Linked DNA regions of Homo sapiens: region 2 is linked to region 1. A link is a loop called in an ENCODE intact Hi-C map of the cell type or tissue named here. Cell type or tissue: GM12878. All regions are shown on one strand. Each heading gives the region's core, and the rest is flanking DNA. Links, peaks and the distances in the headings are about the cores only.

Region 1 (16,098 bases), core at 3,945-11,944:
ATAATTAGCTCTGCTGTGAATAAACTAGATTTCCCACTAGATAATTGCCTTGGTCCATTTTTCTTGCTATAAATTCTTGCTGGGTAATTTATAAAGAAAAGAGGCTTATTTGGCTCATGGATCTGCAGGCTTACAAGAAGCATGGTGCCAATATCTGCATCTGGCAAGGGCCTCAGACTGCTTCCACTCATGGCAGAAGGTAAAAGAAAGGTGAAGGCAGGACTGTGTGCAGAGATCTCATGGCAGGAGAGCAGAAGCAAGAGAGAGAGGGGAGGGAGGTGCCAGGTTCTTTACAACAACCAGTTCTTATGGGAACTAAGAACGGGAACAAACTCACTCCTGCACCTAGCCATTCTTGAGGGATCCACCCCCACAATCCAAACACCTCCCGCCAGGCCCCATCTTCAACACTGGGGATCAAATTTCAATGTGAGACTTGGCGGGGCCAAACAACCAAGCCAAATATTCATGCCATAGCAATGATAATGAACTAACATGCTACTATGCCGAAGAAATATATTTGCATTAGAAAGATCCTCCTAGATAAATGATGGCATAATCCAATCTACCCTACAAAGTCAATAAATAAGGAAGCCTGTTGGTGTACCTCAAAGCACACAGTCATGTGTTTTCTAGAGCTGCTTCTTTTATGAGTTTAAATCCCACATGAGCAGTTATTTCAAAGGCAAATTGTTTTAAGTTAAGAGTGAAAGATAAACAGAAATACAGATAATTTTGAATTGTTGGGAAGAAAGAGTAGAATAAGTGTCCTAAACCGACAGTCATTCATGCAAGAAAGCCTATATTCCCAGTTTCAGTTTAAGTAATTTGTGGGTTATACCATTAAAAACATCTCTGCTCTAGCTGGGCATGGTGATTCATGTCTGTAATCCCAGCACTTTGGGAGGCTGAGGCAGAAGGATCACTTGAGCCCAGAAGTTCAAGACCAGACTGGGTAACAAAGTGAGACACCCATGTCTACAAAAAATTAGTTGGGTGTGGCCGTGCATGCCTGTGGTCCCAGCTACATGGGAGGCTGAGGCAGGAGGATCACTTGAATCCAGGAGGTTGAGGCTGCAGTGAGCCATGTTTGCACCACTGCACTCCAGCCTGGGCAACAGAGCGAGACCCTGTCTCAAAAAAATAAAATGAAAATCTCTGTTCTTGCCTTCCTCTTTATGATCTGACTGTACCTGGCTACCATGAAAGCTGCCTGACATCTGCTAAAACAACCCCATCAACAACATATGGTAATTGAGTACCCTTAAAATACTGTAGTAGGTGTGTGGATAGAGGATATCACATATAAAATATGGTCCCTGTCCTTAAGAAACTTAAAACTTAAGAGAGAACTAAGACAAGTAGACATGAACAAGTAAAAGTCAGAACCTGTGTTAAAGCAATATTACTTTCTTTCAACATCAAGGATCCCACATTCTGTTGCTTTGGAATTGTTAGTATTGCCAATGCATTAAAAAGTTCCTTTCAGTATTGGAATCTTGTAGAAGGTTGGTCTCTTCTGAGTACTCAAACCTGTGCATTAGTTTCCCAAACCTGTGCATTACGACATCAGCCAGTCATATGGTAACTGTCAGATCAGCAGTTTCCTCATCCTCCACTTCCTGCAGAATCTGCTGGCACTTTTGTCTGTCTATGATACCACCTGGCTTAACAAAGTAGGTCAGAGAGGGCTCTTGGCTCAGACAATGACAGGCCCTGGAACATGCTTTAACTGAAAGAGACTGTGATAACATCTTCTGTAGAGACTTAAGACTAGAAATATCAACAAGAAGGTTACAGCTATAATCTTTCTTTTTATCTTTAACCCATTTTCCTCTTTCTGTGTTATATAGCCTGTGCTCTAATAAAATATACAAATCCAACACATTTCTGTTATTTTACCATAGAGTGTTACAAAAATACCATCTTACATTGTATAGTACATTTTCATTAACTGTACAAAATTCTTCCAAGTCTATGAATTCTTTTTATCCTCAAAGAAAACTCCAAAGAAGTATTACTGACCCAATTTACACAGGCCTGACTTCAGGTTCAGGGCCCATTTCACTCCACCATTAGAGCTGAGTAAGCATTTATACTACTCACCTGCAGGGATGGGAGCTCCCTTCCTTGTAGAGCAGCCGAGCCTACTTCTAAATGTCACCCTCGCTGTTTCTCTGGATCCTACTTCTCCCGCCTGCCAACTCTTTCTGCTGATTCTCTGCATAGAATTCAATTCAATGAAATTCAATAGGCAATTAATGGATGTCAGCCACAGGCCAAACACCATGCTAAGAATTGAGGTTATTAAATTAACACTCCCCAAGGAGTGGCTAGACTAACTGGGGAGACAGAAAAGCAAATTATTATAATGCGGCAACTACCACAATAGAGGGATGCACACGGTACCTCCTTAGTTCCAAGAAGGGAATAATTAAGTCTGCCTGATAGACTTAAGTAAGTGGCAGTTGGGTCAGAAGTTGAATTATCAAGGTTAAGAGGGCATTCTAGGCACATGGATCAGCCTGTGCAAAGGTAAAGGAGTGGGGAACTGTAAGAAGTTCAATTTAACTCCCCTTTCATCGGTATCAACACCCAAATGCAATTGGAAAAAAATTTCCCTTACTTCTAGGCCACTGACCTTAAGTGAGGTCACTAAGCCACTCACTCACTCACCCACAGCCCTAGACTACTATATTACAACTTCTTTCTCTGCAAGCTTCCAAATATTCCCAACCCCTTCGTTAGCCTGCATCTGATACCTTTGCTTACTATTTCACTGAGAAATTTGTATCAGTGAGAAGAGAACTTGCAAAATCACCCACCAGCACATCTACCATCCCACCTCATCTATTCCCATGTATTCTGCTCTCACTGAGGTTAATACGGATGACCGGTGAATCCCTCTCTGTGCTAACTCTTCATTGAACACTAGACTTGAGGCATTCTCGCCTTCTCAAGGCCATTGCTGCAAGCAATCTCCCCACTCTCCCATATCATTATTTCCCTAAGCATATAAAAATGCTATTATTTCTCAAATCTTAAAAAACTCCCTTCTTGAACTCATTATCATCCCCACCCCCTGCCACTGTCTCATTTTCCTTCACTTTCTAGCAAAACTCCTTGAAAGAATTGTCTCGCCCACCGTATATAGTGCCTGTCTCCAATTCTCTGTCGAACTCACTCCAATTAAGCTTTTCCTCAACACTGCTGACACTGCTTCTGTCACATGCTGATGATCTCTACATTGTGAAACCCAATCGCCATTCCTTTGACCTCATCCTACTTGACCTGCCATCAGCCTTTGACCCATTTGATCCCTTTCTCCTTGAAACTTGTTTGTCACTTGACTTCAGGAATTGATTCCCTCCTGATAGTTCTCTTTCTCCTCCTCCTTGAGTTTCTCCACCTACTCCAGTTTCCTTGGCTGGTTTCTCTGCATCTTTCCTAGGACTCAGTTCTTATACTTCTCTTCCTCATCTACTGCTCTCACTCTATAGGTGATTTCGTTCAAGCTCACAGCTTAAGTACCACATAAAACACTGATGATTCCCATGTAAACCTCCCCTCTGAACTCCAGACTCCTATATCCAACTGTATACCCAAATGGGGCTTAGATGTGTATGATAGGCATCTCAAAATCACCAAGTTAAAACACCAACTCCTAATATTTTCCCTAAAACTCACCTTCCTATGATGTCTAACAGTAAATGGAAACTAGCCCCATCCTGTGGCTCAGCCCAAAAAACTTAGTGTTATCCTTTTTTTTTTTTTTTTTTTTTTTTTGAGACGGGGTATCACTCTGTCACCCAGGCTGGAGGGCAGTGGTGTGATCTTGGTTCACTGCAACCTCCACCTCCCAGGCTCAAGCAATCCTCCCACCTCAGCCTTCCAAGTAGTTTCTGGGACTACAGGCGCATGCCACCACGCCCAGCTAAATTTTTTTTTTTTTGTATTTGTGGTAGAGACAGTGTTTCACCATGTTGCCCAGGCTGGTCTCAAACTCCTGAGCTCAAGTGATCTGCCCACCTTAGCCTCCTAAAGTGCTGGGATTACAGGTGTGAGCCACTGTGCCCAGACATCATCCTTGATTCCTCTTTTTTTTTCCCCTCTCGGATTCCACATTCAGTCCACCAGCAAATCCTGTTATCTCTACCTTCAAAACATAGGCAGAATCATAACCCTTCTCATCATCTCCACCACTTCCAACGTTATTCAAGCCAAGGACATTTCTAGATTATTAAAATGCCCTCTTTATCTGTCTCTTTGATTAAGCTCGTACCTCTCACCCCATTCTACTCTCCAGACAGTAACTAGAGTAATTCTTTTTGAATATAAATTAGATCAGGCCACTCAACTGACTTACCATCTCACCTGGATGAAAAGCTCAAATCTTTCAATGACCTTTGCATCTTACATGATCTGTCCTCCACCACCTCTCTAACTAAATGAATGAATGAGGAAATGAGTGAATGAATGGTAGGGGAGAGGAGACTGGGATGAAAGAAATGCCAAACATTTTTAGTCAAACTAATGAGTTCATGCTTTATCTGAATAGAATGGATAATGAGCAAAAGTAAAGAGGTTTAGTAAGATAACTATCTCCAATAAATTCTATTTCTAGGATCCAGCCCACATGTCACCTTCTATACCAATCTTAACTTCATTTATCTGCCAATCTTCCATCTGCACTCAGAAATCCAGCCACAGAAATCCAGCCTCTTTGCTGTTCCTTTAATATGCCACATACCCAAACTTCCATTTCTTTGTCCTCTTTGTTCCTTTTGCCTGGAATGTCCTTTCAATCTGAAACATGTCTACTCCTGCATCTAGACTAGCCTTAAGTTCCATCTTTTTGTGAATCCCTCCCTAACTGCCCCAGAAAGAGTAATATCTTTTCTCCTTTGGGCTTCCAGAGTATCTCTTACCCACCTCTAGTACAGATTTTATCACATCACTATAGTTACTTGTTTACATACTGGCAGGTCTCAAGAGGACAAGATCCATGATCAGTTCTTGGATGGGGCTCCTGCACTTTACTCACCTAGAATCTTCAACCCAGTAGGTGCTCAATACCTGTGTTTTAAATGAAAAGGAACTGGGAAAATGAAATGAAAATTAATAGAGGAAAATATATAAGAGAAACTAGGAAAGCGAGGTGTTGTCAAAATGAAAAGAGAAAGGATTTTCAGGAAGTAAGAGGTGCTCAATGCTCTAGAGATTTTAAATAAGCTGACAGAAGTCATTGTATAAAACAAGTAGGAAAGAATTAGAGATGTAATAGCCAAGGTTCAGCAGCATATAACAGAAATCACTTTATATTTAAGCAGAAAGTGATTTAATATGAGGAATTAGATGCTGATAACATCTTTTGAAGGGCTGAATAAATGGGCTCTAGGCTGTGCCCCCTGGAATCCCAGAACAATCCCACTCAGAATTGTCCCCGCTGGAATCCCAGAACAACCCCACTCAGAATTGTCCTGCCAGTGTAACCTGGATCTCTTCCACAATGGGAGGTCTAAAAATGGTGGCCACTGGAGCTGTTGGCTTCAGAGCCACAATAACTGCTAGCTCTGCATGAGCCCAGACAGGTGCCCTGCACCTGCCTCTGGATACCAACGACTGGCCCCTAGAATCTCTGCTAATGCTGCTGCAGAAAAACATACCTCTGTGACCATGTGCTTTAGTTTTCTATTGCTGTGTAATAAATTACCACAAACTTTAATGGCTTAAAACAATACCCATGTATTATCTCACTTCTACAGGTCAAAAGTCCAGGTGGGCTTGGCTGGGTTCTCTGCCCTAAGCAGAGAGTCAAGGTGCAGCAGGCTGGGTTCTTATCTGTAGGCTCTGGGGAAGAATCTACTTCCAAGCTCATTCAAGTTTGGCAGAATTCAGTTCCTTGCTATTGTAGGACTAAGGTCTTTCTAGAGGTCACTCCCTTGCATGGGCTTTTTCATAGATCCTCTCATAGCATCACAGCTGGTAGCAAGATCCCTCATGTGGGATTCCCCAGCCCCCAAACACTAATCTCTCTGACTTCCTTTACTGCCTTCAGCCAGAGAAAATTCCTTGCTTTTAAATGGGTTCATGTGATGAGATTAGACTTGCCCAGGTCATCTCTCTATTTTAAATCAACTATGCGAGATAACAGTATGATCACAGCAATAGCATCTCTTCATAATCATACGTTCTGGGATTAGGGTATGGAACCTTGGCTGCTATTTTTAGAATTCTGCCTCCCACATTATGCTTGCCAGAAACAGCAATATAACCAATAGATACACCTTTCATTAGTCAGAGTTCTCCACAGAAACAGAATCAATGGGATACATTTCTATAGAGAAAGAGATTTATTATACGGAGCGGCTCCCATGATTATGGAGGCTGACAAGTCCCAAGATCCGCAAGGTACGTTGACAAGCTGGAGGCCCAGGAGAGCTGATGATGTAGTTTCAGTGTGAAGCCCAGCAGTCTCAAGAACCAGGAAGAGCCAATGTTTCAGTTTGAGCCCAAAGACAGAAAAAAATTGAGGTCCTAGTTTGAAAGAAGTCATGCAGTAGGAATTTCCTGTTACTCATGAAAGGATCAGCCATTTTGTTCTATACAGGCTTTCAACTGACTGCATGAGCCCACCCACATTAGGGAGGGCAATCTGCTTTATTGTCTACTGATAAAAATGTTAATCTCATCCGAAAACACCCTCACAGGAGCACTCAGAATGATGGAGTTCTTTTGGTTGTTGTTTGCTTGTTTGTTTGCTTGTTGAGTTGGGATCTCACTCTGTCACTCTGGCTGGAGTGCAGTGGTGAGATCTTGACTTACTGCAACCTCTGCCTCCCTGGCCCAGGTAATCCTCCCACCTCAGTTTCCTGGGTAGCTGAGACCACAGGTGCATGCCACCACACCCAGCTAATTTTTTGGATTTTTGGTGGAGACAGGGTTTTACCATGTTGCCCAGGCGGGTCTTGAACTCCTAAGCTCAAGAAATCCACCCACCTTGTCCTCCCAAAGTGCTGGGATTACTGGGGTGAGCCCCTGCTCCCAGCCTCAGAATAATGATCGACGAAATATCTGGGCACATAAAATTAACCATCACACCTTCCAAATCTCATGCAAGTACCCTACGTTAGATTGGCCGAACCTAAGTCCTATCCAGAACTCCAGGTACAAGGGAGTCAGGCAATGCAGAAAGGCACATGGCAACAGTTTCTCTCAAATATTTTGACCCCATGCCACTATAGGAAATGCATATTTTATCACACCCAGTATAAGCACACATATATGAGTACATGAAATAAAATTTTTATAAGACATTACTTACCTTTACTAAGTGCAATGTGTTCTGATATTTTCTTTGTGGTTCTATTTCATTTTTTAAAAATTTCAACCTATTGAAATATAATCGATAAAGAGGCATTCTATTAATATATATTTAAGGTACACAAACTGATGTTTTTATATAGGTACGCTTTGGGAAATTGTTTCTATTTTATTTTAAATCACTCTGATCTTGACCCGCTAAATGGTTTCATGACCTTCCAATAAACGAGGTATCATTAGGAAGGCAGACTGATTTTGAGGGTCAATCTACTGTACCCATTACAAATGACCTTAGGGAAGCCATTTTTCTTCAGTTACATGTCTCACAATGCCTGGAAGATATAACAAATTTCTTAAGTTGAATTGACTGCAGACAGTGGGCTTTCAATTCAAACTGAACACAGACTGAGAAAAGTCTGAATCTTTTTACAGGATAGGTCCCTGAGTATTCAATAAAATAAAAGATGGATATCAAGGAATGCCCTTTTGCCCACTCCCCACCTCAGGAAGGCTAGATTTGAAAGTCCACTGGAATACATGGGACCCATTTTTCAGGGGGAATAAATGGCTACCAAGGCAGTGTTCATGCACAAAGTAAACATGAACAAAGTGAACATGATTAAATATCATAAATTGTTGCTGAAGCATGTAAAAATTGTCAGCTTCTGAGCCACTTATAATAACTACTAAATGACTGGCTTTGATTACCATGTCAATGCTTAAGGCACAATTTAGAGAATGTTGTTACTAAGACAACCCTCCCTTTCAACAAGTGCCCAGGTTTCATATTTCTGTTCCACACCCCCAAGATGGTGAGCTGTGTCTCTCCAGGAGGAAAGGCTCTAGTGAAGAATTCATCAATTTTCTACTCAATCTCTCTTACAAAACTACTCTCTGGGAAAATGACTTATTGTTTAAGTGTTTACTTTTTGTTATTTGAGCAAGCAGTAGGCATATTCGTGAATCCATTTTCATTTAACTGCGCTCATGCTCCAAGCAGCTTACATGGATCAGCCCAGAGAGGTTAACCTCAATCAATTCTCTATCTCTGTTGCCACGTCACTGCAGAGTTTCACATGGTCAGATTTCATTGTCTGACTGTGAAAAAATTAAGAACTTGGCTTTCCTAAACAAGAATCAATTCTCTATCTCTGTTGCCACGTCACTGCAGAGTTTCACATGGTCAGATTTCATTGTTTGACTGTGAAAAAATTAAGAATTTGGCTTTCCTAAACAAGAAACGTATTATAGAGTCTTCCTCATTCGGTTACATAAGAGTGTGAATGAAGAACAAATAGGGGCATTGTCTGATACAGAAAGTAAAGTTTTAGGGCTAGGTAGCTTGTGGTTGTTTTAACAAAATCTACAAATTGTTTAAAAATGAGAGTCTTGAAATCAGTGAAATTATGATGGCTTGGGGAACTTTTACCAATAGCATTATCAAATATCTGGATATACACTCTATATAGGAGCAATAAATCTCAATCATTTGTTTAAGAAAGATTTGATGAGCACCTCCTATGTGGTGTTTATTGTTCTACTGTAAATGCAGAAGTGATCAAAATAGACCAAGTTTTGCTCATTATATAGCTGGAAGAGGCAGAGGATAACTGGGAAACAAATAATGAAAGGACAAGGTAAAGGGCACGTGGGACACAGCCAGCTCAGAGTTGCCTAAAGCAAACACACACTATGCCTCTATCCCACAGTTCCAAGAACGATGACACATTTCTCTAATTGCTATGTATCATAACTGCCAGAGTGTTTCCCTTTCTCCCAATTGCATGTATTTTTTAGGAAAAGGTATAATTTATGGGATTAATACTGGGGATTCGGAAAATCAGTGGATGCCTGAGGATCAGTTTTGAAAATTGAGCAATGCCATAGTAGTTCTGGAGGTTGACAGGCAGAATATCTGATCACATACTTTAAAAAACACACAAACAGCTTCATTGAGGTATAACTGACATACAATAAACTGCTTGCTATGGTTTGAATGTGTCCCCCAAAGCTCATGTATGGGAAACTTAATCTCCACTGCAACAGTGTTGGGAGCTGGGGCCTAATAAGAGGTGATTGGTCATGAGTGATCTGCCCTCATGAATGGATTAATGTTGTTAACCCAGGAGCAGGTTTGTTACCTGGGGAGTAAGCTTTTTATAAAAGTGAGTTTGGCCCCCTCTTGCTCTCCTGTATGCTCTTTGCCCTTCTGCCTTTCTCAGTGGGATGATGCAGCACAAAAACGCTCACTGGATGCCTTTGGACTTCTTTGGCATCTTTGAATGCTTTTGGACTTCCCAGCCTCCAGAACCATGAGCCAAATAACTTTCTGTTTATTATCAGTTACCCAGTCTGTGGCATTCTGTTATAGCAGCATAAAATGGACTAAGACACTGTACATATTTAAAGTACACAATTTGATAAGTTCTGATATATGCATATACCCATGTCAACATCACCATATCAACGTAACGGACATATCTTTCACCTCTAAAAATGTCCTTTGTTATCCCTCCATCCTATACCTCCCAATGCCCAGCCCTAGGCAATCACTGGTCTGTTTCCTGTCACTATAGGTTATCTCACATTTTCTAGAATATCATTCTCTCTTTTGGGGAATCTGGCTTCTTTCACTCAGAATAATTATTTTGAATTTTAGCCACCTTGTTTTATGTATCAATAATTCATCACTGTTTTGCTTATTAACATATGAATGCACATTGGGATTGTTCCCACATTTTGCCTAGTATAAATTAAGCTTCTGTAGACATTCCTGTAAAATTCTTCTTATGGACAAATGCTTTGATCTTTTTTTTTTTTTGGAGATGGAGTCCTTGCTCTGTCACCAGGCTAGAGTACAGTGGTATGATTTTGGCTCACTGCAACCTCTGCCTCCAGGGTTCAAGCAATTCTCCTGCCTCACCTTCCCAAGTAGCTGAGACTACAGGTGCACACTGCCATGCCTGGCTAATTTTTGTGTTGTAGTAGAGACAGCTTTTACCATGTTGCCCAGGCTGGTCTCAAACTCCTGAAGTCAGACAATCCGCCTGCCTCGGCCTCCCAAAGTGCTAGGATTATAGGCATGAGCCACCGCGCCCGGCCTGCTTTGATCTTTTTAGTGACAATACCTGGGAGTAGATTGGGTCACATACGGGGTGCATGCTTAAATTTTTTTAAAAAAATACCTAACTGTTTTCCATAATAGTTGCATTTTCACAATCCCATTAACAGTGCATGAGAGTTCCAGTTACCACATCATTTAGTAGGTCAGTCTTTTAAACATTCTAAAAGATGTGTATTGTTATGTCATTGTAGTTTTTATTTGCATTTCCCCTAAGGCCTTATAATGTTCAGCAGCTTTTTATGCACTTATTTGCCGTTCATATATCTTCTTTGGTAATGTGTTTGTTCAAATCTTTTGCCATTTTTAATTGGATTATCTTCACAAAATTGAGTTTTGAGAGTTATGTTCTGGATACAAGCCCCTTGTCATATAGGTCATTTGCAAATATTTTCTCCCAGCCTGTGTGTTATCATTTAATACTTTAAAAAGTCTTCCAAAAAGTAAAAGTTCTTAGTTTGAGAATGTCCAATTTTTTTGTAATGAATCATGCTTTTGGTGTTGTAACTAGGAAATCTGCCTAATCCAGGGTCACAAAAAAATTTTTAAATATATTTGAAAGATGTTTCTCCATTGCATTCTTGATTGTATCAGTTCTGTTGAGAAATCTGCTTTTATTTGTGTATTTTTCTCCAGGTTCTTTTAAGATTCCCTTTTTATTTTTAAATTTAAGCAACATGATTATGAAGTGACTTAGCATAGTTTTCCTCATGTTTTCCTGTGTTTGCAGTTCACTGGGCTTATTAAATCTATACATTTAAAATTTTCATCAACTTTAAAAATTCTTGTCCATTATTTATTTATTTTTTCTGCCTGTCTCACCCCTTGGGGATCCAATTACACTTGAAGCATTCTTTTCTCTATGTGTTTTGTTTTAGATGGTTTCCATTGCTATGTCTTCAAGTTCTCTAATCTTTTATTCTGAAATGTCTAATCTCTCATTGATCCTACCTAGTAATCTTAGACTAGATTTTTAATTTTAGTCATTATAGTTTTCATCTCTAGAAGTTTATTTTGGATTTCTTAACTTGCATGTCTTTACTTAACATGCTCAATCTGCACTCTAACTTCTTGAACATGTGGAATATGGTTAAAATAACCATTTTAATGTTCTCTACTAATTCTATTATCTGCATAATTCCTGGGTCAGTTTTGACTGTCTGATTTTCCCCCTTATTATGTGTTGTATTTTCCTGTTTGTTTGCATGCCTGGTAATTTCTGATTGGATGCCAAACATTGTGAGTTTTACTTTAGACGGTGCTGGATATTTTTGTATTCTCATAAATATTCTTGAACTTTGTTTAGGGATTCAGTTAAATTCCTTGGAAATAGTTTTAACCTCTCAGGCTTGTTTTTAAGCCTTTTTAGGCAAGACCAGAGCAGTAGTTAGTGAAGGGATAATTTTTCTTCACTGCTGTGGCAAAACTCTCCTTAGCATTCTACCAAATGGCATGTGAATTATGAGGTCTTCCACACCAGCTATTGAGAACAGGGATTATTCCTGGCCCCGTGTGATCCTGGGTATTGTTTCCTCTAATCCTTTTGGGTGTTTCTTCCCTTGGTCTCAGCTAGTTTCCTAATACACATTAGATATTAAATATAGCAGCCTCCATGGACTACTGACTCCATCCCCACAATTTAGGGAAACTCCTCAACTCGGCCTCATTTCCTCCTCTCTGTACCGTGGCCTGAAAACTTTGTTCAGTCAGTAAGTTAGGGCAATTTTATGGATCTCTTCATTTATTTCCCATCTCGCAAAGATCATTGTCCTTCATTGACTGACATCTTGTCTTGAGAACAATTGTTTCATGTACTTTGTCTACTTTCTTAGTTATTTCCAGCAGGAATATAAATCCAGTCCCTACTGCTGTATTTTGAGAGGAAATGTTAACTCTAAATTACATTTTAATGTTGAGTCTTACTTCTCTGGTTTTGTTTTCTGATTTTTTTTCTTCTTAGATGGTAGATTTTATGTGGACATATGGGAAATGACAATTGCTAGACATGAGGAGAAATTACAGGGAATGAGCAGACATATGGGAAATATGGTTTAAAAAGAACAAAGAGAAAGAATTGGGAATGAAATGAGAACAAATGGCCAGATCTGGGGAAAGGAGTTGATGGAGAGTGTCAAAGTCATCTGAAATCCCACCTCTCACCTCTGCTAGGCCAAACGTGTGACTGCAGAAGGATTCAAGCTCATCACTTCAACTTGGTAACTTTAATCTGTCAGTGAGCTGGTCCTCCCAGCAACCTATCAAAGACAAGGTGCATAAATTTGTCATCTCTATTTTTCAGAAGGAGAAACACCAAAATTGTTAGACAACAATCTCAAAATTGCCCAGAGAATAGGGCCTGGTTGAGAACTAGAAATCTTAAGTATATCTTGTTACTACTTTTCCCAAATGGTTATCTAAGCATCACTCATTGTGAGAGGAAGTCACTTCACTTCTCTAAGTTCTCAGTTTCCTTATCTGGAAACTGGAATAAGAACTCCCACATGAGAGGTCAACATGAGGGTTTACTGAGATGGTGCGTGAAAACCTGTGCGCCGTGCCTGACACTGAATATTACATGTACAGTTCTGTGTATTTTCTCTTCTAGAGGGAGATACTGGAAGAATGTCTTAAATACAGAGATGAATCAGCCACCATGGGCTGTCAAATAAGAGCTGGACAGAGGACCAGCCTACAGGCCCACTCCCTACTCTCACCAGGCTATCCCAGCCCTGGGCTATCTCCTAATTAAAGAATCAAAGTCAGAAGACCTGGACTCACCCTCTAGGTATCTGACCTGGGGACAATTATTTAGCCCCTCAAGGAAGTAAAGGCATGAAGGAGACACTTGTGACAGGAGAGAAAAGTAATTCAGGCAGACAGAGCCAAAAATTCCTGAGGGCAGAAAAGGACCTGGTGTATTGATAGCAAGGAAGTCAGTGTGGCTGGAATGGAGAAGAAGGAGAGAGAGGAAGAGGAGGGAGGAGGAGGAGGGGGAAAAGAAGAGGGGGAAGAGGAAGAGGTATGGGTAGGTATGGAGAGGGTGGGAGGAAAAAAAGAAGGTGAAGAGGAGCCAGAGAAGGGTGCAAACACTGACAACAAGGTATAAGCCATTGCAAAGCTTGGCTATGCAAGATCCTCCCCTGCACATTCCCTGCCTGTCTTCAGCCTGTTTTCTCCACCAAACAATGCTCATTCCATTCTTAGCATCTAATGGAAGCAAGAAGATGGAAATAACCTAAAACTCCAACAATAGAGTTTAAAGAAATTAACATCTAAGATTCATACCTCTGAAGAACATTTATGACTCAGGAAAATGCTTACACTATATCACTAAATGAAAAAAGTGGGAGTGAGTCAAAGCTGTGTAGCTAATTTTGTTTAAATGCATGCATATACACATCCTTTCTTTTTCCCAGAGAATTATACCACAGTGTAATAAAAGTGCTTACCTCTAAGTGGCTGAATTATAAGCATTTTTAATTTTTTAATTATTTTTCAACTTTTTTTTTTTACAACAAACCTATTACTGTTATAATCAGAAAATAATAACACTCATAAATGAATTAAATAATTTAGTCCAGGATATCATCATCTTCAATAACATATTTCAATTCACAAATTTATTAGGTACTCTCAGGGTATTAAGAGGGTTTAAAATAGCCCAGTGTTAATGCTGCCCAGGTCTATATTGCAATATGAATTCATAAGATATTATAGTTATTTGAAAATTATATAAATGGCTTTATATCATAGGCTATTTACTTTGGAGAAGAATTAAATGAGCAGATTTATCTTAGACCCCATTTGCTGGAATTAACTTGAAAAGTATTGTCTTAAGTAGGTCTGTCTCCAAGATCACATTATATTAAAAGACCAAGAACTAGTAGAAAATCAAGACCCACAATGATAAATGTCACTGTAAAATCTTATTACTATTTTTTAACCAAATATCTTCCTCCAAAATATTATAGTGTTTGATATTATAGGTGAACCTCTTTAATCATTTCAGTGTATAGATTTTAGAACATACTGAAATGATAAAATGAAAACATATTTTATTTTGTATAACCTTTGGCCTCTAACTTCCACAACGCTTAAAAAATAGACTATTACCAGCACCATGGAATCTTTCCCTTGTGATCACTCTCAATTACTGCCTCCATCTCCCTCCCCCAACTTAACCAATACCCTGACTTCTAACACTATAGATTAGATTTGCCTGTGTTTGAAGTTAATAAAACTGGAATGAAACAGTATGTGTTCCTTTATGTCTTGCTTCTTTCACTCAACATTACTGGGGTTGTATCCATGCTGTTTGATACAATAGTAACTTAGCAATTTTCATTTCTGTATCCTATTCTTTTGTATGAGTATTCCACAATTTAGTTATCCATACCACTGTGTGTAGGTATTTGTGTTGTTTCTAGGCTGCAGCTGTTATAATAAAGGCTGCCAGAAGGATTCCTGTTTCACTGGATTTAGATAGAAGCATACTCATTACAGCTGCCTTATTTAGGTTAGCTGCCTTGGTCTTGAACCCTGGCTGCACGTTACGATCACCCTGCTGCCTGGGAACTAGTTCTGCAAGTAATTCTGATCTGGGCTGGAGTTAAGAACCAATGTGCTAGATATTGAGACCCCACCCCCAGACAAAAAAGGAGAGTAATCCAGTTTAGGGGATTCTCAATGAATTGCTTTCTGGAAAGAGGACAATTAAATGCAATGTAAAAATTGATTTTGTTTGCATTGACTTTATCCTTCATATTTTTACTTCAATTTCCTAAACCAAAAGATTATAGGTACTGGTTTTATGATACTTGTAAGTGGCCTCCAGAGTATTTTGAAAATTCCCCAAATTCTCGAAGGAAGGTTACTTTATATGTGGCTTAAAGATGCATGTGTCATAATTTAGCATACCTTGGGTGGAGGATTAGGCTATCAAAAATTCAAACAGACATGACTTTGGTGTCCCAGCTCCACAAACAGTGAGACTTCAAAAAGGCAAGAGTTAATTTTCCTTGGTCCAGATCATAGCCTGGAATTAAATGAGCTCTACTTAATAACTACTGTTGCAACTGAAAATTTGGTTGGTGCTATTTAATTCCCTGAATTCTTGAAACTGTTTTTTGGACTCATGCCCAGGAGCTGTCTTGATAAATGTGTCTCAGAGAATGAAAAACAAAAATGGACAGCATGGCTCTAGAAAGTACAGTAACAAATAGTATGGAAATATCACAAGATCTAAAATTTGCTTTCTCTTCAAGTTCAATCTCCAATCATTGATAGATAGGCAAGAACAGAGGCCATAAACCCAATTATTTTGTCTTATGTGTAGAATACGTTAGAAATTTAATATTATTTATATGTAGCCAGGTAGTAGAATGCCTTCAACTTCTAGTGTGATGAGGCCTGTTTTAGGTCCTGTCTGACCCAGAATAACTCCTCCAGTAGCCTCCTCTCCCACCTGACTTGACATGACTTTAACCACTGACCAAGAAACATTATTTGAGCTTTGACTATGTGATAGATTTCCTGAAAGCTTCTGTAGGGCCAATAAAGACTCCACCTTGGGGTCTTCAAGGAAATTGGAATCTTTTGGGGGTAATCTTACACTCATGCAAAGAAAACTAAGATTGCAAAGCAACCATGATGTG
Region 2 (16,098 bases), core at 2,614-10,613, 58 kb before region 1:
ATAAAAAGATTGAGTATTTGATGAATGATCATAGAAAAGGGCAATAGGCCAGACAGGTATAAAAGGCATTTAACAATTTATCAACCTAGCAACACCTCACGTTTTATCAAATAAACAGCTACTCTACTGAGGTCTACTAAACAATGCTTTGTAAATACAATACATAAACAGCTTCTATTTAGCATGCTGAAGAAAATCTTGCTTGAGAGGTGGGTGACATGGTCCTTCTGTAAAATTTTGAAAAGGCTTTTCATTTGTTGGAAATAGCAAAACCTACTCTAATTCATGTAGGAAAAAATAAATAGGTTAACAGATGTTAGATAGCTCATAGAGTCTCCAGTAGGCCTAGAGAATTATACTTGGAGGCTACTCAGCTAGAACATCTAGAACATACCAAAAGACAACTCCAGCAAAAACCCTGTTTCCCAAGGACAAATAAAGCAGCTTGTACCAATGACACTGTGCCCTGGATGCTATAGGCTCACCTGCTGCTCTCCCCTTAGTCAGGGTTGTCCAAAGAAACAGAATCAATAGGGTGTGTGTGTGTGTGCATGTGTGTGCGTGTGTGTGTATGTTTTCATCTACTCATTTCTCATAGGAATTGGCTCATATGATTATGGAGGCCAAGTAGTCCCACAATCCACAATCTGTCATCTCCTGCTGGAAAACCAGGAAACTGAAATTCAGTCCAAGTTCAAAGGCCCAAGAACCAGGAACACTGATCTCCAAGGGCAGGAGAAGATGAACATCCTAGCTCCAATACACAGTGGATTTGCATTTCCTTTCCCTTTTGGTTTTATCCAGGCCTTCAACAGATTGGATGATGTCCACCGACATTGGTGAGAGTAGATGTTTTTTTACTCAGTCTACTGATTGAAATGCAAACCTCTTCCAGAAATGCCCTCACAAACACACCCAGGATAAATGTCCTACCAGCTACCTGGGCATCCCTTAGCCCAGTCAAATTCCATAAAATTAACCAGCACAACTCCCATAGCAGAACACAGGGATAGCCACTATTTCCAAAGCATACTTTAGATAGTGATTTTTTCTTTACATCACTGTCCCTCAAAATGAAGCTTTATTTGGGTATACCTGATACGAGAACTGGGTCACATTTAGTATCAGGTAAAGGTGGCAAAGATTTCTTCCTTGGGAAGACTGGATTCATAACATGGGAAATTACTGAAAGTAAGAATGATGGTCAAATAAGCTGGTAGATGATGAAAACATGACACATCCATTATGGCCCATCATTTATTTCACTCTCCTCCACACTCAAACTTCCAGATTATAACTACACTATCAACACTAAAAACAAAATGGTCATGTCAATATAACCCAGCTCTCCATTGTTACAAACAAAAGCACACTTGTCCCCTCCTTAAAGATAGAGAAGATAATGTTTTATGCCTAAATCTGGCTTTAAGTCCAGAATCTACAGGTGATATACATCTCTCCTCTAATTCTGTTATATCTGTATTCTGAATCCAATAAACTAAACCATAAAGTTAACCAATACATCCTATTTTAAAAAAGAGGAAAAATGGAAAATTATTTAAAATATATACATATTTAAATGATACAGTAAGAAAAAAATATGGGTAGATACAATAATCCTCTTTTCTGCATCTGTTCACAAGGCTGTGGCTGATATTTATGACTTCTGTCCTCCACTACCCATTCCATATTCTTTGTCCTCAGTCAGCACCTCGGGTGGTTGGGGTTCTTCTCTTGGTAGTTTGACTCACGTCATCTTTTCTCAAGGATTGAACTCTGGCTAGTCCTGCCTATGAGAGATTGCAGTGGTCTTCCAAAAACTTTTACTACAAGATATGGGGTACTGGGGGTACTACAGGGGAGCCAACATAATATTAATAGCAGGAAAACTAACCACGTCAGACCTGCCCCATTGTGTATAAAGTACACTATTTTTCCTTAGTCATTAAGAGCTCACCCTGGTTAATTCTTTTTTATTTTTTGCCTGTTTATCCAATGACATTAGGAGGTCAAGATGTCTGGGTAGCTGTCTTACCTCCAATTCAGCAGAACCACTGTCACATGCCCTGGTGGAAGCATCCCTTCTTTGGGCACTTGTGCTCTATCTACCCCAGCAGGGGCCAGTGTCATGGGGATAAGAAGCAATATTTTATGAGTCTATCATGAGGAGTAATAGTGAAAGGTGCCACTTCCACTTCCATCCTCAGTTTCCTGGCACATGATTTGGCCAAGGGTACAACTGGTAGAGTATTTATTGTATAGGAGTGAAAGAGGCCTTTGTCAAATTTGTTTTCACAAAGTTTATCAACAGCTTATTGTTTATAAAGCCACTGAACCATGCTTTAAAATGATTAATTGTCAGAATTCAATATTTTTCCACATGAATTTGTGTTACCTTTGGGATTTTTCAATAAAAATGCAACTGTCTAAAATCCCTAGGCATTATTTCAGTGATATCATAATCATGGAATCAACAGAGGATGAACCCATGAAAATATAGAGAATCTTACACTTCTTTTAGAAATTGGGTATCCACATGAAGAAGTAGAAATGTGACATTATAACTACCATTTTGGAATGATGCTTTGTATTAGTCAGCTTAGCCTAGATTGATGACAGCCCCCAAATCTCAAAGGCTTACAACAGCAACCAAATATTTTTTGGTCACAGTAGATGTCAGCTGCATTAGCTATGATTCTGCTCTCCATTTTCAACCTAGGACCAAGTTGGAGTACCAGCCCTTTCACATCTTGGGATATAAATCTCAAGTGGTGAAGGGGAAAAAGAAAGAAAATGTTAGAACCTCATGAAGGCTCTTAATATCTTTCACTAAAATGCCATGTGTCACTCTCACCCACATTGGCCAAAGCCAGTCAGAGGGCCTGATGTGGAGTAGGGAGCATCTTGATGCCAGTGGGAGAGGAAGCTTATGCCTCTCAAATAATTGGGAACAGTAATGCAAGCTGTCCCATGCCCTGACATGAATATTTACTCCACTCAAGGCAAAGTAGTGCAATCTAAGCTGAAACTACTTTAAAAATGTTTAAAGCTTTTTATTTGGTTGGATAAAATAGATTTAAAAGAACAATCTTAAATCTTTTCTTGGGGCAGTACATTTTCTTAATATTTTTCTTCCATAAAAGGCAGTAATCAGGAAGCTTTTATTATCATAGTTGATTGGTTTTAGAACTTCAGTATAACAGTGCCGTCCAGAGCATGAAGAAGATGGCTTTTCAGTCTCTGTTGGTACATCGTCATGAGCCCTAGGATTTACACAAGAGAGTTTTTACTCACATTAATATTCTGAGAGGTTAAGTAAATTTCCTGAGGTCGTGGTCATATTAACTGGTGCATAATGGATTCAAACCAAAGATGATTCCAATATTTAATATACTAATCTTTCCATTTCATATTGATAAAGAAATCCTTGTTATTTGCTTGTTACTGTGTGAGATAAGAAGTTCCATGTTTTCTGTATGTCTTTAATGATCTTCAACCTCCTTTGGGACTCTACTTAAGATAAGCCTATGTCCTTAATTATGTCACCATGGATTCTGCCCTGGTGTATTCTGCCTTATGTTTGTGATTACATAGTTTGACTACAAGCTTGGAAAAGAAAGACCTAATATGATGCCTTGAATCAGCTGCCACTACATATACCAGAATATATTGTATTGCTTCCACTGAAAATTTTGATGTTATATTTCATTAATTCACCACTCTGGGTTGATCGAAAAGTACTCTAAGATTCTGTAACAGATCTATAGTTACTGAATGTGTGTGAAAGGAACAAATCAAATTGTTTTCCAGCTTGCAGGATGAATTATCTTCCTATAAAGGGTACCTATTATAAGGAAATTTTTCTTATAAATTTCAGCAGGCAGCTCCTAATTTACCTTATTCATTTTATACAAAACACATTGAGAAACTGTTTGCATGAAGTCATTGATTAGAAGTTACGTCTGGAATTGCTGTTTTAAAATACTCTAAAGGGATATCTTTTATAGGCTTTACTACTTAACACAGCCCACCAAAGAATGTTTCCCCATGAGCAATAACTAGGAATCTTAGTTTAACATATATATTGAATTTCTAGAATTATTTTGGCAGAGGAACACTTGCAATAGATACCTCATCAACAGGACTTTAAATAGCCTTGCCGACCCAGGGTTTTTAAAAAAGAATTTGGGGAGATCAGGAACTTAAAATTATTCTAAATGTCATCTGAAAAAAATACATACATGGAATGACCTGGAAAGGAGGAGGAAAAGGTAAAGGAGAAGGAAATAAAGAAGACTTGTTTGCCAACTAGAAAAACATTATTATAAAGTTACAGAAATTAAAAACCATCACTGAGCCAAAAGCAGGGAGACAAATCAATGTAACAGAATACAATGCCAAAACAGTCCTATAAATATGAGAATTTGGTATATAATAAGGGTATCATTTCAAATCTGTAGAGAAAACATGGTCCCTTTAATAAATGATATTGTGAAAACTGGCTAGTGTTTTAGGGTAAAACATTTGGATTTCTGTATCATTCCTTTGCCAAAATAAGTTCTGAATGGATCAATGACTTAAATATTTAAAAATAAAATTAAATATAAAAAGTACTTATTATGGATTAATATTTTTATCATGTAATTTCCTTGACTTTTCTGCATTTGTTGTTAAGGTGCATGTTTCATCGAAGCAAGGACCATCTTTACTTCAGTCACCATTGCATCTGTAATTCCTAGCATATCATCAGGCGCCCTCAGAAAATAGCTGTCAAAGAGCTAAATGAAAAAATTAATAGTTTACCAGACATAATTACTAGACACTATTGTTTCTTACAGTGGTCTGCATATCCATCTGTCCTGTTTAAGAAACTTATGGATAGAAGGGAACCTAACCATTCACATTCATCACTTGTAGGGAAAAGATCAATGAAAAAAACTAAATATCTCCTGAGGTCGATTATGGGGGTAAATAAGACTTGGGTAGGCTTCTCACCACTCAGCCAAAGAATACAAGCTTAACAAGAGTCAGTTATGTTGAATTACTGACATGCTGACATGCTGAGATTTTGCCTTTTCTATCCCCATCAGATTAACTGATAGCTTACAAGGCAAAACAGAAATCATTCTGGAGTCTCATGTCTACACCTGAGCATCAGTCTTTTTTTTTTTAACCCACAAACACTGGTCTTTGCAAGGTACTATAGTTCACTCCCCTGTCATAGAATACCTACATCTCTGTTATACATGACTTATAATGAGACTCTTCAATATGGCATTCTCTTGTTGATCAGCTGCCATGGCATTCATTCAGTATGGTAGAGAAGAGCACATTGATTGTTATTGCTATTGGCTAAATTTCCTGACACCTTGTCAGAATGACAAATGAAGGAAGCAGCAAGTCCTCACACAACCATGACTTCTTAGGCAGCATCACCTGGGGTTTCAACACCAGTAGTTATAGCAGGTAGACCATGAGCTTTGGGCCAAGACATGCCCAGTTCCAAACCCTAATTTAGACACATCCTAGAACCACAACAAGGTTTTTCCTTACTTGAAAGACTTTGTCAAAGGCTTGTTCCTGCTAGCTGACTCACTGCTGATACAGGACACGAGGAACCCCAGACATCCCACCATTCCTCATTTGGTGTCTGCCCACTTACACAGAACCCTGTCTGCCTCTTCTCTTGAGCCAGGCCCAGGTGGTAGGGAGCCACATTAAGAATGGTGGACAAAGAATGATAAACTCTCTCAAGCCCATTCCAGGACAATCCAAGTAATCTAAAGGAGGATTCATACAGGAAAACAAGTTAATACAATTAACCAGAATGAAGGGGTAAACTAGAGAGTTGGAAGGAAAGAGAGGAAAAAAACATAAGCAAAAGCTGAATGGTTGGGTGGTTCAAGGCCTAGATACTTTCATTAGGCCTGGAATTAAGTGGAAAAGCAATTCAGCTGCCTTCTGCATGAGAGAAAGAGAGAGGAGCCCGCATAAAGGCCATTTATGGTCCAGGACAGAGAGATGAAAGAAAGAGAATTTTTAGAGCCTGACAGAGAAGTTAGGAGGGAACAGTAGTAAAAAAGAGGGAAATTAGATAAGAAGACATTTTGAAGAAACACATAATTTGTTTATGTTTAAATATTTTATTCTTTGTGTGGTCTCAGTGGAAAATTGCCAAAGGGATGATGTGTTTTACTTGCTTCACAAAGGGCCTTGCACAGGGCCCCATGCACGCTTCCCATCCTTTATGGCTGACTCCTGCAATACATGTCCCCTAAACTCAGAGAACTCCCTTGAGGATCTCTTGTGTGGCCATTGCCCACATTGCTCTGGGATATCATGAGCATTGTTGCCTTGTACAGCTTTGCGGTTTACAAGAGAGTCGCTAAACATTTCACCAAAGTCATTCTGAAGATCCCCTTTCAACAGTTTCATGCAATGGCGATTTTCACTTCTGCAAAACTGCAATGAAGGCCACATCATCTTTTTTCAAGGTCTGTGAGTCACTTGAGATTATGGCTGTTATTAATAGACTGCAAAATCAACCATCTCCTTCTTCACCTCAGCCAGTCAGTTGAGCATTCAATATGTATTGAGAACCTATAATGCCTTTGCCTTCAAGAGGCACAGGTCAGTTCTGTCCTCAAGAAGCTGCCCCCAAGGTGTCCAGCTATGTTCCTATCTGGAGGGAGGAGAAGGCCATCCTTAATCTTTGGGGCTGATGAGTCCAGCGCTTCTTCAACATTTCCTGTCTCATAAACCCCTCCCCTCCCATTACTTTCTCTGAAAAAGTAATTTGATATTCTGGGAGAAAGGAGGAGTTTGGAGGGCAGGAGAGGTTTCCCACACCCCCAAATCATTCCAAGATGTCACTAAGGGCAGTCCTCTTTAATTCTTCATCTGCTGCTTTGGGGCATCTACCATTTGCTCAGTGGCACCATCTCACATGAAATCAAATATCCTCAAAATCCATCAACTGACGTCTTCTGTTGGAAAGGGATAACTTGGGTCTACTTCATTGGAACCTTCAAATTTAAGACTCTTGCCTAAGACTGTGGGTTGCTCTTCCATTACCACACCAATCAAATCAGCTGAATCTTAGAGAGCAGGGCTCTGAAGGAATAGAGGAGGGGTGAGAACACGCCAGGGGAGGACAGCAAGAGGTAAAAGATAAGTCTTTGACAGTCAGATCCCTGAGTACTAGGAGTGGACGTTTGGAGGCTCACTGAAAGGGAGAATGGAAAGATAAAAGACACCATAGAGCCAGGATGAACTCTGTCTACCACTGCACTTTGATGAGGTCCTGCTCAGTACATAGCTTAGAAAAATTCAAAGTCAAGTCAGGTCCCCTAAACCCTACCTAGCTAGGAATCACTGTATGTTCCCCTCCCTGAGTCATTTAAGTTGGCATAGGGGCAAACCAAATTTGGGGATGGTTAAAAGATAAAAAGGTGATTGATTTCCATGTCTATAGTTGTCATCTTACTCTAAGACCTCCCATAGTTTAGGGTATTATCAGTGTTATTAACTTTATTGAGCTCTCCTAGTAAACTAGACGTTTCAGGAATTGTACATACACAAAGTCACAACACATACACATCTGCATTTGAAATTCAGAAGCTGATGAAAGTAGGCCATACATGGGATGGGTCTCAAATCCCTTTACATGAAGAAAAGTCAGAGTAGCCGCCAAGGCACTCCTCACTCCTCACAGAGGAGTTGGGATTTTGGCAGAGGCCCAGGATGGGCACAGGTGTCAACTTCTCAGAAGTAGGTATACCAGAAAGAGAAGCTGGTAGGGGGAGGAACACATATGCTCTAAGACCAGCACTATCCAGTAGAAACATAATGGCAGCCACGTAGAGGAAATTTTAATTTTCTAGTAAACACATTAAAAAAGCAAGAGAAATATTAATTTAAAAGTATTTTCACCTATATATCAAAATATTTCAACATGTATCCCAAACCAAAATTATTAATGAGTTATCTTACATTATTTTCATACATTTTATTATTATTAAAGTTCTAAGGTACACGTGCACAATGTGTAGCCTTGTTACATATGTATACATGTGCCATGTTGGTTTGTTGCACCCATCAACTTGTCATTTACATTAAGTATTTCTCCTAATGTTATCCCTGCCCTAGCTCCCCACCCCACAACAGGCCCCAGTGTGTGATGTTCCCTGCCCTGTGTCCATGTGTTCTCGTTCAACTCCCACCTATGAGTAAGAACATGCAGTGTTTGGTTTATGTCCTTGTGATAGTTTGCTTAGAATGGTTTCCAGCTTCATCCATGTCCCTACAAAGGACATGAACTCATCCTTTTTTATGGCTGCATAGTATTCCATGGTGTATATGTGCCACATTTTCTTAATCCAATCTATCATTGGTAAACATTTGGGTTAGTTCCAAGTCTTTGCTATTGTGAACAGTGCTGCAATAAACATACATGTGCATGTGTCTTTATAGTAGCATGATTTATAATCCTTTGGATATATACCCAGTAATGCGATCACTGGGTCAAATGGTATTTCTAGTTCTAGATCCTTGAGGAATCACCACACTGTCTTCCACAATGGTTGAACTAATTTACACTCCCAACAGTGTAAAAGCATTCCTATTTCTCCACATCCTCTCCAGCATCTATTATTTCTTGACTTTTTAATGATCACCATTCTAACTGGCGTGAGATGGTATCTCACTGTGGTTTTGATTTGCATTTCTCTGATGACCAGTGATGATTAGCATTTTTTCATATGTCTGTTGGCTGCATGAATCTCTTCTTTTCAGAAGTGTCTGTTCATATCCTCTGCCCACTTTTTGATGGTTTTTTTCCCTGTAAATTTGTTTAAGTTCTTTGTAGATTCTTGATATTAGCCCTTTGTCAGATGGGTAGATTGCAAAAATTTTCTCCAATTCTGTAGGTTTCCTGTTCACTCTGATGATAGTTTCTTTTGCTGTGCAGAAGCTCTTTAATCAGATCGCATTTATCTATTTTGGCTTTTGATGCCATTGCTTTTGGTGTTTCAGTCATGAAGTCCTTGCCCATGCCTATGTCCTGAATGGTATTGCCTAGGTTTTCATCTAGGGTTTTTATGGTTTTAGGTCTTACGTTTAAGTCTTTAATCCATCTTCAGTTAATTTTTGTATAAGGTGTAAGGAAAGGATCCAGTTTCAGCTTTCTACATTTGGCTAGCCAGTTTTCCCAACACCATTTATTAAATAGGGAATCCTTTCCCCATTGCTTATTTTTGTCAGGTTTTTCAAATATCAGATGGTTGTAGATGTGTGGTGTTATTTCTGAGGCCTCTGTTCTGTTCCATTGGTCTATATATCTGTTTTGGTACCACTACCATGCTGTTTTGGTTACTGTAGGCTTGTAGTATAGTTTGAAGTCAGGTAGTGTGATGCCTCCAGCTTTGTTCTTTTGGCTTAGGATTATCTTGGCTGTGAGGACTCTTTTTTGGTTCCATATGAAATTTAAAGTAGTTTTTTCCAATACTGTGAAGAAAGTCAGTGGTAGCTTGATGGGGATGGCATTTCACGATATTGATTCTTCCTATCCATGAGCATGGAAGGTTATTCCATTTGTTTGTGTCCTCTTTTACTTTGTTGAGCAGTGGTTTGTAGCTCTCCTTGAAGAGGTCCTTCAAATCCCTTGTAAGTTGGATTTCTAGGTATTTTATTCCCTTTGAAGCAATTGTGAATGGGAGTTCACTCATGATTTGGCTCTCTGTTTGTCTGTTATTGGTGTATAGGGATGCTTGTGATTTTTGCATATTGATTTTGTATCCTGAGACTTTGCTGAAGTTGCTTATCAGCTTAAGGAGATTTTGGACTGAGGCAATGGGGTTTTCTAAATATACAATCATGTCATCTGCAAACAGGGACAATTTGACTTCCTCTTTTCCTACTTGAATACCCTTTCTTTCTTTCTCTTGCCTGATTGCCCTAGCCAGAACTTCCAACGTTATGTTGAATAGCAGTGGTGAGAGAGGGCATCCTCGTCTTGTGCTGGTTTTCAAAGGGAATGCTTCCAGTTTTTGCCCATTCAGATGATATTGGCTGTGGGTTTTCATAAATAGCTCTTCTTATTTTGAGGTACATTCAATCAATACCTAGTTTATTGAGAGTTTTTAGCATGAAGGGGTGTTAAATTTTGTTGAAGGCCTTTTCTGCATCTATTGAGATAATCATGTGGTTTTTGCCGATAGTTCTGTTTATGTGATGGATTACATTTATTGATTTGCATGTTGAACCAGCCTTTCATCCCAGGGATGAAGCTGACTTGATTGTGGTGGATAAGCTTTTTGATGTGCTACTGCATTCAGTTTGCCAGTATTTTATAGAGGATTTTCACATTGATGTTCATCAGGGATATTGGCCTAAAATTCTTTTTTGTTGTGTCTTTACCAGGCTTTGGTATCAGGATGATACTAGCCTAATAAAATGAGTTAGGCAGGATTCCCTCTTTTTCTATTGATTGAAATAGTTTTGGAAGGAATGGTACTAGCTCCTCTTTGTACCTCTGGTAGAATTGGGCTGTGAAACTGTCTGGTCCTGTTCCTTTTTTTGGTTGGTAGGCTATTAATTATTGCCTCAATTTCAGAACCTGTTATTGGTCTATTCAGAGATTCAAATTCTTCCTTGCTTAGTCTTGGGAGGGTGTATGTGTCAAGGAATTTATCCACTTCTTCTAGATTTTCTTGTTTATTTGCATAGAGGTGTTTATAGTATTCTCTCACGGTGGTATTTCTGTGGGATCAGTGGTGATAACCCCTTTATCATTTTTTATTGAATTTATTTTTCTCTCTTTTCTTTACTGGTCTTGCTAGTGGACTATCCATTTTGTTGATCTTTTCAGAAAACCAGCTTCTGGATTCATTGATTTTTTGAAGGGTTTTCTGTGTCTCTATCTCCTCCAGTTCTTCTCTGATCTTAGTTATTTCTTGCCTACTGCTAGCTTTTGAATTTGTTTGCTCTTGCTTCTCTAGTTCTTTTAATTGTGATGTTAGGGTGTCAATTTTAGATCTTTCCTGCTTTCTCTTGTGGGCATGTAGTGCTATAAATTTCCCTCTACACACTGCTTTAAATGTGTCCCAGAGATTCTGGTACATTGTGTCATTGTTCTCATTGGTTTCAAAGATCATCTTTATTTCTGCCTTCATTTTGTTATGTACCCAGTAGTCATTCAGGAGCAGGTTGTTCAGTTTCCATGTAGTTGTGCAGTTTTGAGTGAGTTTGTTAATCCTGAGTTCTAATTTGATTGCACTGTGGTCTGAGAGACAGTTTGCTGTGATTTCTTTTATATTTGCTGAGGAGTGTTTTACTACCAATTATGTGGTCAATTTTAGAATAAGTTCAATGTGGTGCTGAGAAGAATGTATATTCTGATGATTTGGGATGTAGAGTTCTGTACGTACCTATTAGGTCTGCTTTGTCCAGAGCAGAGTTCAAGTCCTGGATTTCCTTGTTAACCTTCTTTCTCATTGATCTACTAGTGACAGTGGAGTGTTAAAGGCTCCCATTATTATTGTGTGGGAGTCTAAGTCTCCTTGTAGGTCTCTAGGAACTTGCTTTATGAATCCGGGTGCTCCTGTATTGGGTACATATATATTTAGAATACTTAGCTCTTCTTGGTGAATTGATCCCTTTATCATTATGTAGTGGCCTTCTTGGTCTCTTTTGATCTTTGTTGGTTTAAAGTCTGTTTTATCAGAGACTAGGATTGCAACCCCTGCTTTTTTTTTTTAATTTTTTTTCACTTTCCATTTGCTTGGCAGATCTTCCTCCATCCCTTTATTTTGAGATTATGTACATCTTTGCACATGAGATTGGTCTCCTGAACACAGCACACTGATAGGTCTTGACTCTTTATCCAATTTGCGAGTCTTTGTCTTTCAACTGGGGCATTTAGCCCATTTACATTTAAGGTTAATATTGTTATGTTTGAATTTGATCCTATCATTATGATGTTAGCTGGTTATTTTGCCCATTAATTGATGCAGTTTCTTCATAGCAACGATGGTCTTTACCATTTGGCATGTTTTTGCAGTGGCTGGTACTGGTTATTCCTTTCTATGTTTAGTGCTTCCTTAAGGAGCTCTTGTAAGGCCGTCCTGGTGGTGACAAAAACTCTCAGCATTTGCTTGTCTGTAAAGGATTTTATTTCTCCTTCATTTATGAAGCTTAGTTTGGCTGGATATGAGATTCTGGGTTGAAAATTCCTTTCTTTAAGAATGCTAAATATTGGCCCCCAGTCTCTTCTGGCTTGTAGGGTTTCTGCCGAGAGATCCGCTGTTAGTGTGATGGATTTCCCTTTGTGGGTAACCTGACCTTTCTCTCTGGCTGTCCTTTTTTCCTTCATTCAAACTTGGTGAATCTGACAATTATGTGTCTTGGGGTTGCTCTTCTCAAGGAGTATCTTTGTGTTCTCTGTAATTTCCTGAATTTAATGTTGGCTTGCCTTGCTAGGTTAGGGAAGTTCTCCTGGATAATATCCTTAAGAGTGTTTTCCAGCTTGGTTCCATTCTCCCTGTCACTTTCCGGTACAGCAATCAAACGTAGATTTGGTCTTTTCACATAGTCCCATATTTCTTGGAGGCTTTGTTCGTTTATTTTCATGCTTTTTTTCTTTAATCTTGTCTTCTTGCTTTATTTCATTAATTTGATCTTCAATCACTGATCTTCCACTTGATTGAATTGGCTGTTGAAGCTTGTGCATGCGTCACAAAGTTCTCATGCTGTGGTTTTCAGCTCCATCAGGTCATTTAAGGTCTTCTCTACACTGTTTATTCTAGTTAGCCATTCGTCTAACCTTTTTTCAAGGTTTTTCATCTTCTTTGCGATGGGTTAGAACACACTCCTTTAGCTCAGAGAAGTTTGTTATTACCGACCTTCTGAAGCCTACTTCTGTCAACTCATCAGACTCATTCTCTGTCCAGTTTTGTTCCCTTGCTGGCAAGGAGCTGTGATCCTTTGGAGGAAAAGACCCTGTTTTTTGGAATTGTCAGTTTTTCTGCTCTAGTTTCTCCCCATCTTTGTGGTTTTATCTATCTTTGGTCTTTGATGTTGGTGACCTTCAGATGGGGTCTGTGAGTGCACATCTTTTTTGTTGATGTTGATGCGATTCATTTCTGTTTGTTAGTTTTCCTTCTAAGAGACCCCTCAGCTGCAGGTCTGTTGGAGTTTGCTGGAAGACCCTGTTTGCCTTGATATCACCAGTGGAGACTGCAGAACAGCAAATATTGCTGCCTGATCCTTCCTCTGGAAGCTTCATCCCAGAGGGGTACCCTCCTGTTTGAGGTGTCTGTCGGCTCCTACTGGGAGGTGTTTCCCAGTCAGGTTATACGGTAGTCAGGGACCCACTTGAGGCAGTCTATCTGTTCTTGGAGCTTGAACACCATGCTAAGAGAACCACTGCTCTCTTCAGAACTGTCAGACAGGGACGTTTAAGTCTGCAGAAGTTGTTTTCTGTCTTTTGTTCTACTATGCCCTGCCCCCAGAGATGGCATCTATAGAGGCAGTAGGCCTTGCTGAGCTGTGGTGGGCTCTACCCAGTTTGCACTTCCTGGCCTCTTTGTTTACACTGTGAGCTACTCAAGCCTCAGCAATGGTGGACGCCCCTCACTGCATCAAGCAGCAGCATCGCAGGTCGATCTCAGACTGCTGTGCTAGCAGTGAGCAAGGCTCTGTGGGCGTGGGACCCACCAAGTCAGGCACAGGAGGGTATCTCCTGGTCTGCAGGTTGCTAAGACTGTGGGAAAAGCACAGTATTTGGTCAGCAGTGTACTGTTTCTCCAGGTACAGTCTGTCACAGCTTCCCTTGGCTAGAAAAGGGAAATCCCTCCCCCAACCCCTTGTGCTTCCTGGGTGAGGTGATGCCCCATCCTGCTTCAGCTCGCCCTCCATGGGCTGCACCTACTGTTCAACCAGTCCCAACAAGATGAACCAGGTACCTCAGCTGGAAATGCAGAAATCACTCATCTTCCGCATCGATCTCCCTGGGAGCTGCAGACTGGAGCTGTTCCTATTCAGCCATCTTGGAAGCCATACTACGTTTTGGAAATTCGTGTTATTTTATACTGACAGTGCATCTCACTTTGGACTAGTCACCTTTCAAATGCTCAGTAGCCATGCCCTTTTTCACTTTAGCTGGCTGGCTGAGGTGAAGAAGGGCATGGTTGATTTTGTGGTCTATCAACAACTGCCATAATCTCAAGTGACTCACACAACTGGAAAAAAAAATGGCATTATGTGATATGTGACCCTCATTGCAATTATAGGCAGTGGCTACCATACTGGACAGCATAGAACCTATACCATTACCATTATAGGCTATTCCGAAGGTGGATAAAGGCAGCCATGAGGCCCAGGCTCATGTTCCAGAATCTGTGTCCAGCACAGGTGGCTTTGCCAGGCACACCAGGTAAGTTCTAGGCCAGTGCTTCTCACCCATTTTGAAGTGACACATTGATGTGCCACAATCAGTTCTGAGGTATGCTATAATGTGTTACTAATGGTTTAAGGTACCAACAATTGCAAATATTTAAAGAGGATATTCAACATTATTTATCTCATTCATTTGTATATTGACTTTCCTTTTAAGTGGGAGAGAAAGGGGTGCATTTATGGCCACTGTATGGGAAATTGTGTTTAACCCTTGCACATGACCATGGGGGTATCATCTGTGTGAACACTCATTCATATTTTGTTGCAGAAAAAAGTAGATAAGTACAAAGCTTTCCTAGGAAGTCTCCACACTTGTTTAATACCTTTACACAAGCAGGTTCTTGATGAATATGGGGCAAGCTGGAAAGACCCACTGAGTCATCTAAGCCCTGTTCTGCTGGCTTGCCCCATTTTACTATATTCTGCAATGAAATCACAATGTGCATTGAGCCTGATCCCCAACCTTTCTTCCTGCCAAAAGTGATGGAATTCTCCCTGTTCTTATGGGTACAAAAATTCTAGAAAGAAAGATAGTGGTGGATAGTGGTGCTTCAGATACTTTTTGGATAACATATTTTTTAACATTCAGACTTCTCCATGTCCTTTAATTCTATCTACTCAAAGTGTGGTCCTCAGACCAGAAGCACGAGCGTCATGTGAAAACTCTGTAGAAATGCAAAATTTCAGGTCCCAACCCAGACCTGCTGAATAAAAATATTCACTTTACTAGGATCGCTAGGAAATTCCTGAGCACATTCAAATTGAAAAGCAGTGTCTTAGCCACATTTCCTGGGTGCTCATCTCAGTTTCCTGTGATTTAGGCAGGCCTTTCCCTGGTGCCCATCTGAGTAATGGGCCTGTTTGAGCTATGTCTCTTCTAGAAATTGATATAGTTACCAGAGTATATAACAGGAACAGCACACAAACTTGGGAACCGCAATGGTTAACTTGGTATCAATTTGACTGGGAAATGGGTGCCCAGATTTGGCTCAACATTATTTCTAGGTGTGTCTGTGAGGGTGTTTCCAGAAGAGATGAATGTCTGAATAGGTAGACTGAGTAAACTGAGTAAAGCAAATGGCCCTCCCCAATGTGTGTGGGTATCATTCAATCTATTGAGGATCCAAATAGAACAAAAAGGTGAAGGAAGGAAGGGAGAATTCCCTCCCTCTGATGAACTGCTTGAGCTGGGACATCAGTCTTCTCTTGCCCTCAGACTGGGACTTACACAGTCAGCATTTCTGGTTCCCAGGCCTTCGGACTCAGACTGGAACTACCCCCTCAGGCCTTCCTGGGCCTCCAGCTTGCAGGCAGCAGATCCTGGGACTTAGCCTCCATTGATGGCGTGAGCCAATTCCTTATACTAAATCTCTTTCTAGATATATAAATATATCTTACTGGTCTGTGTGTCTCTAGAAAACCCTAATACAAGAACTATCTCCAGGCTAGAGATTGGTTGGTTCTCTTCATTCATCTCAAGCCTAAGGAAACATCCACATAGAAGTCTCAAGTTGTGGATAGATAGGCCAGCATTTACTGTACTCCCATCTTGGCTAAGGAATAGATCCTGAAAAACTCAGAGGGAAATTCAAGTGCCCTGGCACTTCCAAGCCAGTTTTGCAGCCTGCAGCATTTTGTACTTCT

The links. Peaks named below come from ENCODE experiments on the same cell type or tissue, not always from the same donor. Only the 100,000 strongest peaks of a DNase experiment are listed, where the experiment ranks them.
Region 2: it touches region 1 in a loop (4-fold over the local background); 5 of 110 quality-filtered maps call a loop at or near these places.

What each region holds. Positions count from the first base shown.
Region 1 is chr7:106,603,073-106,619,170 of GRCh38, forward strand. No RefSeq gene overlaps it. Among named protein-coding and RNA genes, the nearest start is that of CTB-30L5.1, 12 kb to the left of the region's middle. In GM12878, for the core only: no CTCF peak of the experiment used is centred there; a DNase peak (open chromatin) is centred at 8,389.
Region 2 is chr7:106,546,528-106,562,625 of GRCh38, forward strand. No RefSeq gene overlaps it. Among named protein-coding and RNA genes, the nearest start is that of CTB-30L5.1, 44 kb to the right of the region's middle. RefSeq lists an enhancer at 6,344-6,643. In GM12878, for the core only: no CTCF peak of the experiment used is centred there; a DNase peak (open chromatin) is centred at 6,434; H3K27ac peaks cover 1,811 bases.